Regions from separate parts of the Homo sapiens genome. Here region 2 is linked to region 1. Evidence: read pairs that join two places in POLR2A ChIA-PET (ENCODE). Cell type or tissue: GM12878. All regions are shown on one strand.

What was found. ChIA-PET counts read pairs that join two places held together with the same protein. Peaks named below come from ENCODE experiments on the same cell type or tissue, not always from the same donor. Only the 100,000 strongest peaks of a DNase experiment are listed, where the experiment ranks them.
Region 2: POLR2A ChIA-PET joins it to region 1 with 5 read pairs; 2 of 35 experiments call an interaction of 5 or more read pairs at or near these places.

Annotation. Positions count from the first base shown.
Region 1 is chr14:95,574,494-95,579,493 of GRCh38, forward strand. The region is part of intron 1 of LINC02318 (long intergenic non-protein coding RNA 2318); the gene reads left to right. Among named protein-coding and RNA genes, the nearest start is that of LINC02318, 3.4 kb to the left of the region's middle. RefSeq lists enhancers at 1,326-2,248, 2,249-3,170. In GM12878, no CTCF peak of the experiment used is centred here; a DNase peak (open chromatin) is centred at 2,758; H3K4me3 peaks cover 352 bases; H3K27ac peaks cover 869 bases.
Region 2 is chr14:95,522,050-95,527,049 of GRCh38, forward strand. No RefSeq gene overlaps it. Among named protein-coding and RNA genes, the nearest start is that of SYNE3, 7.9 kb to the left of the region's middle. RefSeq lists an enhancer at 1,743-2,037 and a cis regulatory region at 2,060-2,462. In GM12878, no CTCF peak of the experiment used is centred here; no DNase peak of the experiment used is centred here.

The sequences.
Region 1 (5,000 bases):
AGGGAAAGGCAGATTGACATATTACAAGTACTGGGGCAGGCCGGGCACGGTGGCTCACTCCTGTAATCCCAGCACTTTGGGAGGCCGAGGTGGACGGATGAAGAGGTCAGGAGATGGAGTCCATCCTGGCTAACACGGTGAAACCCCGTCTCTACTAAAAATACAAAAACAAAATTAGCCGGGCGTGGTGGCGGGCCCCTGTAGTCCCAGCTACTCAGGATGCTGAGGCAGGAGAATGGCGTGAACCTGGGAGGCGGAGCTTGCAGTGAGCCGAGATTGCACCACTGCACTCCAGCCTGGGCGACAGAGCGAGACTCCGTCTCAAAAAAAAAAAAAAGGACTGGGGCAAAGTGGGCAATGTTGCTGTGCCACAAAGAAACCGAGAGGGGGACTGTCATGAGATAAGGTTGAAGTTTGCAGGGCCAAAGCAGGGGGCTGGCAATCCTTAGTGCCAGTTAGAATCACCTGGAGATTAAATATATATAAACATATAGTTTGTATATATTTATATATAATATATATTTAATATGTTTATACTGATATAAGTATATATCAGTATAAATATATATTTAATATATCAGTATATAGAAACAAATATTTAAATATATAGATATATTTTATATTTTTATAGATATATATTATATATAATATAGAAAAATCAATAAAAATATATACTGATAAAATATATCAGTATACATGTATATATACACCAGTATATATAAATATATATTAGTATATTATATATATACTGATGCTCAGACCTCATCCCAGATTAACTGAATCAGAATCCCTTGGGATTGGGCCAATATGATTCCTATATGCAGTCAGGGTTGAGAACCGCTGGGCCTTGACCATGCAGGGCCTTGTCAGCCATGATCTTTATCCTGATCAATGGGAAGATCCCAAAAGGTGGTGGGTTCTCTGGCTGTAGGGTGGGGAAGTGATTGGAGGGGTCAGGAATTGAGGCAGAAAATCCTGTAGGCAGCTATTTTAGCAGATCAACATGCTACTGGCTTGCTGAGCATGGGAAGGGACAAAAACTGGTTCTGTACTTGCTGGTGAGATTCTCCAGACTGACCCCACTCAGTTCCTCACATCTGCCATCTTGCTCTGGATTTTCCTACTCCCTGTTGGTTCCCTTCAGCTGGGCTCTGTCCTCGTGTTCATCTGCCCTGGAAAGTTTCCTGCTAATGAACCCTCCCCAGTACCCATCCCTCTTTCTCCTGGGCAGATGGATGCAGCCATTCCACATCCCTGCAGAGGCTATTCTGGCAGAACCTAATATCCTAAACTCCTTAAGTACCCTGAATTTTAAAATTGTGATTGTATTTGGCAGTGTTAATCAAAAATTGGAAGTACTGGAATTAGAACCTTTGGCCAGAGACTCTCCGAGTTGAAAGCCCTCCCTTAGAAATAGCCTCTTCCAACCCCTGAATTTCATTATCCAAGAAGATCCATGAGCTCTGGAGAGTTCAGGACCCAGGTCTCCTAAGGACTTCTGCTTCCCTGGCTTTCCTTCACATCTTTCTGTCCTAAGGATTTAAGACCATGAATTTGCAAATGCTCTGCCTGAAGTGTGTACTGAAGCTCTGGAGACCTCACCCGGATTCCCAGGGCCATAATTATCATAATAATGTACAAACGAGAATCTTTCTGTAAATTTAAACCACTGCATTTTCACTTCTTGCTTTGAATTTGGTTTTCTTGCAGCTGCTCCCTCCAGGGGAGCCAGAAGGCTTATTGTCCCAAGGCAGGAGAGGCTGTGTGAGACCTGGTTTTGAAAGCTTTGAGAAGAGAAGAAGTGCTGGGATTCCTTTATCTCCTCCATTAGCATATCAAGGACAAAGCCTAGAGGCTCTTAGGGATCCCCATGGTCTGCTTGGGGAAGACCAGGCCACCATTGAGAGTGGAGTCAGGGAGGCTCTGGGAGAGCAGCCAGCCCCATGGGAACCTAGAGAGTCATGGGAGAGAAAGGAGGAGGTACTAGAGGTTGGAAGGCCAATGAGGCAGAAGCTTGTTTTCTGATTTTTCTTCCTGGGCCCAAGTCTGGAAGATAGGGTGTTGGATCCATGAGGATATTCATGGCAAGGAGGAGGCTGTTGCCTCTGGCCCTGGAGCCCACCTTCAGAAAGGTGCCAGGAGGGTCAGCTGAGGAACCTTAAGTTTTCGCTTTCTCCTGAGTGGTACAGAGGCTGAATGAACTGCCCAAGGGCCTGGCCTGGGCAAGGGAAGGTGGCACTCAGGCCAACGGGCTGGCTGGAGGTGACAGCAATGGCAATCCAAGAGGGATCCTGCACCTCTAACAAGCCCCAAGATCAGACTGAGAGTTACCCTGGCCCCCAGGGGCTCCAGGGGCAGAGGTGACTGTGGGGACCCATGCATGCCAGGGGCACATCCAGGTGTTACTGGTGGAAGGTGTCCAGGTTCTTGGCGTCTTGAACAAATAATTGGACAAAACGCACAAAGTGAGGAAAGCAAAAGCACAGATTTATTGAAAATGATAGTACACTCCACAGTGTGGGAGCAGGCCGGAGCATAGGGGCTCATGAGCCCTGGTTACAGAATTTTCTGGGGTTTCAATACTCTCTAGACGTTTTCCACTGGTTACTTGGTATATGTTCTATGTATATGAAGACAATGAAGATAAGTTACAAAGTCATTTACTCAGAATGTGCCCAGAATATGTAAATGGAGAGGATGTTATTTGGTGTGTGCGGTCTATGTAAATGCAGAGGACGAATATGAAGTTACAAAGTGTAAATGGAGCGGATGTCACTTGGCGTGTGTGGTCTATGTAAATGGAGAGGATGTCACTGTGTGTGCGGTTTATGTAAATGGAGAGGATGAATGTGAAGTTACAAAGTGTAAACGGTGTAAATGGAGAGGATGAAGTGAGGTTACAAAGCCATTTATATTCCATTTGATTTTGTTCTAGGAAGTCAGCATGGATCAGCCTTACGTTCATGGCCTCCAGGCCCTATTCTCCTGCCTCACAGGGACCGGCCAGGATCTCTATCCTTACAGCACGTTGGAATGTATATGCTCCTCTCCCCACATCGCCTTAGGGAGCAGGCAGGTGTCAGGGGCAGCACAAGGACGGCCAACAGGACAGGTGCATAAGTAAGACTGATACAATTTGAGGGCTCAGCTCTGAGAATACTCTAAACAGGATCCAAATAACATTGTTGCCTCCTAACCAGCAGGTGGGAGCTCAAGAGAAAGACTAGACTTGTTCCACATTAAATAAGTAATAGTATTTTTTCCCTTGAACATCTTGATCATAATATCAATTAAATGTGTGGCCCTGATTCAATAGCTACCATTTATTGAGCATCTATTTTGTGCCAGACTTGCTGCTGGTATTTGATAGTGCAGTGCCTGACAAGTAGACACACTGGCTTAAATGTCATTGTTACTGGTATTATTGTTACAATGATGTTTTAATCCTCCCAATGTAATTAAGCCTTTATTATAAAGATCATAAGATGTTCACTTTACTTATTTCCTTGTCCTTTTCTTCCTCCGTGCATGCTTGCTTGCACGAGGGAAGTCACTAGTAATTGATTAACTTCCTACCCTAACCCCCAGGGCTGCCTGCAAGATTGATGAACTGTTTTTCTTTCAAAGAACAATGATCCTTAGGTCATGCAGACCTCCTTGATAGCATCTAGGAGTTTGTTTGGGCCGAGGAACTCAAACAGTTTTGAGTATTGGGGGAATCCATCTCCTGCATACCTGCTTTGCTCATAAAAGCCCCCAGTTATGTTAAAAGGCAGATTGGATTTGAGAGGCTGCTTCTCCTGCCTTCTTGCTTTAGCCGAGTCAAATAAACCTTCCTCTGCTTCTAAGTGCTGATGTGTCGGTGTTAGGTTTGCTGTATATCAGGTACATGAACCCAAAATTTGGGGTTTGATAACACTAACAGCTCTGCACAGTAAATATTGTCATCCAGTCTTACTAATGGGGAAAACATGTGCACAGGACTTGCCCAAGGTCACACATTTAATCAGTGGCAAAGTCAGAGTTAAAAATATTTATGTACTTTTTTTTGTTTTTATAATTCAAGGATGTATCACTATTTTATGTACCACGAAGAAAGAAAAACAGCTAACTATTAAACTATAATACAGTATTTCCTTCGCATTTAGAATTTTTGTTGTAAACTCATTATAAAGAGCTCTTTTAAACTCAGTTAGACATAGGCTTTGCTTATTTATTGTGCTTTTGCATATATAGAAAAGAAAATATGAGTGAAATAAATTGGTTAATTATTTTAAAAATATCTTCACCTTCAAACCCTTCTTCTTTTTTTAAATATTGTTTTTAATCATATGATTATCTCAATAGAGAAACCCTACTTCTTTTTTTTTTTTTTTTTTTTTTTTTGAGAAGGAGTCTTGCTCTGTCGCCCAGGCTGGATTGCAGTGGCGCGATCTCGGCTCACTGCAAGCTCCGCCTCCCGGGTTCACACTATTCTCCTGCCTCAGCCTCCCGAGTAGCTGGGACTACAGGCGCCCGCCACCATGCCCAGCTAATTTTTTGTATTTTTAGTAGAGACGGGGTTTCACTGTGTTAGCCAGGATGGTCTTGATCTCCTGACCCAGTGATCCGCCCGCCTCGGCCTTCCGAAGTGCTGGGATTACAGGCTTGAGCCACCGCGCCCAGCCGAGAAATCCTACTTCTTTTAAATAACTTTCCAACTCAGAGTTACAGATATCCTCTGTGTGATCAAGGGTGTTGGCAATGCAATATTAAAAAAAAAAAAACTTTATATTTTGGAACAATTTCAAATTTAGAGAAAAATTGCCAGAATAGTACAAAAATTTCCTTTATACCCTTCAGCAGATTCCCACATTTTTTATCTGATTACATCACCTTATCATTATCTGTGTGTGTGTATGTATGCATGTATGTGTCCATGTACGTTATTATTTTCTGAATCAGTTCAGGTAAGCGGCAGACATGACGTCCCTTTATTCCTAAATACTTCAGCATGATTT
Region 2 (5,000 bases), 52 kb before region 1:
CATCTTACAAGACAATGGTACAGTATCACAGCTAGGAAACTGACAGACACCCACACGACACAAAACGCTTCCGTCACAAGGATCCCGCATGCTGCTCTTCCCCCTTTCCCCATTCCCTCCTTAAACTCTGGCAGCCACTCCTCTGTTCTCCTTTCTATAATTCTGTCATTTCAAGAATGTGATAATAATGGAATCACACGGTGGGACTGCCCTTCTCCACTCAGGGTAGTTCTCTGGAGCGTCACCCAGGCTGGCTCCCGTATCGAGTCTGTGCCTCCTCGTTGCTGAGCAGCAATCCACAGTGTGACGGATGCATCACGGGCTGGGTCACCCTTCCCTTGTTGAAGGACATCCGGGTTGTTCCTGGTTTTTGGCTATTATCAATAAAGCTGCTATAAACATTTTGTACGCACATGTGTGTCAATATACATCTTCACATCTTAAGTTTCAGCTGTTGGATCTAATACCCACTTACAATCCCATACCATCAGATTTCTCTTACTTTTTCCTAGTGATGAACGCAGCTAGTGATGAAGGATGTTTAAGTGTCCAACAGTTGCCCAGGATTGGGTCTTGAGTTGCAGAAATCTAACAAAAACCAGTTACATGGTTCTTGCCATCAAGAAATTTACAGTCTGTTGGGGAAGTGACATTAAGACACACGAATCATTCACAGAACTAAGTAATGCTGCATGTCATCAAATGCGAGACTGCATGGTACAAAACTGACTTGTAGAGGAACCCAGAGACAGGAAAGAGAAGTGACAACACGAGTGTTTGGGGAGTCCTCTGGATAAGATGTGAGATATATCTCAAATGATGGACACAAATAATGATATTTTATATTTATTAAGGGCTTACCTACCATCTGCCACACACTGTTCTAAGCCTTTACCTATATTGTTAATTTAACCCTCATCATCACCCTTCAGGATAGCTCCTATTATCATCCCATTTTCCAAATGAGGGAAAAAAGGTGAAAACTTGGCCATTCACCCAGCTATTATGTGACTCACCTAGGGTACACACTCAGGCAGTCTGACCCCAGCACCCACTCCATCGCTGTGGATTCTGTCTCATAGCAATAGTGGTCATGATTCAATTCCATTCTGTTTCTTAGGTTATATTTTCCACACACAGCATATGCTATAGCTATGCTGAGCCTTCTGGAGGAAGGTTATTGATAAGTTCAAACACTGTTCAAACAAACCAGCACCACTGTTAGTAACGTAACAGGTGAGAAGTCTGTGTGTGATGTATCTGCTGGGGTGTGTGTGTGTGTGTGTGTGTAAACAGCAAGGCTGAAGCCTCCAGTTGTGTGATTATCTGTATATGCAGCAAAACACGCACACACCACACACATCAAAGTTCCCAGCTCTATATGATAAAACACAGAAGCAGCTGAGCCCATTTCAGATAATGAATGTGGTTTTGTATTCTCTGAATTGCTACATACCAGGAAAGTCACTTCCAGGCTCAGCTACCTCCTGAGTTGCTAAACATACAAGATGTGTGATCACGCTTCGCTCACAGCACTGATGGCTGCTCACCCTTTCAGCTGTATCATTTCGGTTAAAACAACAGCATACCACGAGCCCGGCATGTTTGCTTGCTTTTGTTTTGAAATCTAAATGCAGCCTTGATAATGTCGGTGCTTCCATCGATGGGGTGGGTGGCAGAGTGAAAAGCTCCCTGGATCAACATCTCCTGACTTGCTGTCTCTCTGAGCTCTGCATTTCCCAGTCGGCTGGGCAGAGGCGAGCCATCTCACCTCCTCCTGTCTCCACATTTAGAAAATGGGGCCAGTTCTTCCTGTTTTCCCTGTAAGAGCTGCATGAGATTCACATAAAGATGATGAAACGCACTGCAAACTTTAGATTCTGTGCAAATGTGTACGACTATGGTAAATTAAACCCTCCGCTTACTATGCTTCCAAAGAATGCTTCACGACAGACACCAACTCAGGAAGAGGCTGTGAGTAAGGAAGACTTCCCCACTAGGGAGGAAAATGAAGCTTTCCGTGTTTTTTTTTTAATCCCTGGAGACATGTTTTTGAACGTTGCTGAAGTGTTCTCTCCTTGCTTTGACAAGTGTGGCTGTTCTGAACATGTGATCATATTGGAATCGCTGTGTGATAGGCAGAGTGCCCAGGAAGCCAGGGAGGCTCTGAACCCAGCCCTGGCAGACACACGGAGGTGTGGCCTTTGTACCCTCTTTAGGGCAGTGGAACCCATGCAGGGCACCTGCACCACCCCCACCCATCCCATATGAGCAGCCGGTGCTTGGCTCTTCCGGGAAGCCCACACTTGGGGCCCAGCCCTGTCCCTCTATCCTAGCGGCATGGGCTGGTAAATGCCAAATAGGTCCATGTATCTTATAAAACCTGCTGCTCTTGATGATAATTCTTGACAGCCCAGGACACTTCCCTAACAGAGAAAGTTGTTTCATTGCAGTAGTCTAGTTCCAAAACCTTAGAATCTTATTGCCAACAACTGGCATGGAACACATGCAGAACAAACATTTTCCAACAGGACTGCCGCAGGTCCTTGCAATGGCAATAGCTGCAGCACCTGGCCTAAGATTTTAAAGAACTTTCATCCTAAATTTCTTCTTTGATGTTGTAGACTTGGTATGCAGAGAAAAATGGCCAGTGTCGCTAAATGCACCTCCTGGTTAATTACAAAGCCCTATTCAGCAGACAGAAGCAACCTCTATAAACAGGCAAGAGGTGTCCTCAGGTATTTCAAAGGTCTCGGCTAGCACCATGCCAATGGGATGAGTGCACCAGCTTCAGCAATCAAGCTTGTTTCATCATCCAAATGGAAACATTTCTGCAAAATGACTGGACTCTATCTGCTCTGTTCACTAACTACAGAAATGGCCTAAAACAAAGGTTCACACACAGACAAAAGTAACAGCCAGAAGACACCTGACAAATTCACTGGCCCAACTCTATCACGTTGCAGAGCCCCTTAGAGGTGAAGCGAAGCGCCCAAGGGCAGCAAACACTGATTGCATCAGCCCACACTGTGTTTACCTCCATTGCAAAATCCACGAGACCCTGGGTCCTTACCTGGCCTCTCTCTGTGGCTTCCTTTTTTTTTTTAAGAGACAGCCTTGCTCTGTTGCCCAGGCTGGAGTGCAGTGGTACTATCATAGTTCACTGCAGGCTAGAACTCCTTGGCTAAAGTTATCTTTCCACCTCAGCCTCCCAAGTAGCTAGGACTATAGGCACACACCACTGCTCCCAACTAACTTAAAACTTTTTCTAGAGATGGGGCCTCACTATGTTGCCCAGACTAGTCTAGAGCATGTGGCCTCAAGCAATCCTCCTGCCTCGGCCTCCCAAAGCTCTGGGACTACAGGTGTGAGCCCTCATGCTCAGGCCCTCTGTGGCTTCTGGTAAATTCCTCTTCCCTAAAGCACTTGCTCCTAGTTCTCCTCATGGCCTGTCCCTCCCCAGCGATATGCGTTCCCCAGGTTTTCTTCTCTGCACTCCTTCTTGCCCCCCCACCCGCCCAAATCTCCTTTATCAATAGATCCAGACCCGTAGAGGCAATAATCTGCATACTCTCTCCCTTTATTTCAGACATAACCTGATGATTTAGATGTTCCTCAGGCACCTGGAAACAGAAATGTCCAAAAGTAATTCCTGAACTTACCTTTCCAATCCTCCTTCCCCCTCCCGCTGTATTCCCTGCATCATCAAGTGCAGTCAGTGGCTAAGCAAAACCCTAGGAATAAGCCTGAATCTTCCCCTCTTCCTCCCAGCCCCCTCCCCACAGTCAGCCAGTCACCAAATGCTGTCATCCCTACCTTCAAAGAACTCAGCTTGCAGCAGTGCCCTTCCCCCATGCCCCCACCCCAATACCTGCAAAGGTTAAATCTGATGACCCTCTCCTAAGTGGCCCCGTTAGCTCGGCCACCTCCAATCCATCAACACTCCCGCAAGGGTGATCTCTCAAGCACTCTGCAGCTTACACTCCTCCTGGGACTCTCCCTCATCCAGAGGAGGAGAGCCCAGTCCCTTACCATCTGTCCTCCCCTCAGCTATGTCCAGTCCTGCATTTCTCAAGAAACGGCCTGGCATTCTCCCAGTGGACCCAGGGGCCTCTGTGCCTTTGCCCTGGTTGCTCCCTCTTCCTGGAATGTCCCTCCTTTTTATATAGAAGCACTTTACCCTTCTCTCAAAACTCAGTTCAAGTGTCACCCCCTACTAAGCTTTTCCTATCCCTTAGGCGCTGACTGAGCTTTTTCCGAGAGCTCCATTCCCTTCTCCAGTTCTCGGGGGCATTCTTGCATCTGTCCCCATCACAGGACTGCGAGGTCCTTGGGATTTGGCAGCCTCTTACTCCACTCTGTATCCTGCTTAGCGCAGAGCCTGTGGGTGCCTCACTGAATGTTTCTCCACCTCCTATGGCACCTGTGCTCGATATTATGAGTTTCACACAATTTGGGATTTGCTGAGATCCTGCTCTGTATTGTTCACCAGGTTATGTATTCTTTATTCAAGAATTATCTATTGAACATATAGTAAGTGCCAGGGATGGCACTAGGGCACCAGGTTACAAAAATGAATCCTACCCAACTAGAAGTTGATGGCCTAGTGTGTGCGTGGTGGGGGTGGGGGGAGGAATAAACAGATACAATTACAATGCATACACTCCCTGAAGAGGTTCTGATCCCCAACCACTGTGAAACAGGGCTGGGTAGTAGCACAAGTGAGGTGGTTATATTCTTTGAGGCCTCTAATTGTGTGTCCTGGGTTGACATCAGCATTTGCAGAACCACTTTATGGACGGCCCTTTCTGACGTAACGTCGGCTGAGCTCTCTTATCAAGCCCACTGGTTTACACAGTTAGAAAAATTCAACTTTACACCAGTATTATTCAGTCCCTCAACACCTGATGAAATGTACTAGGTATTTCCAAGGTGTCTTCCAAGTACTAACATGAAGTATGTAACAGAGTTAGAATAACTTTATCTGGCACAATGGAGTA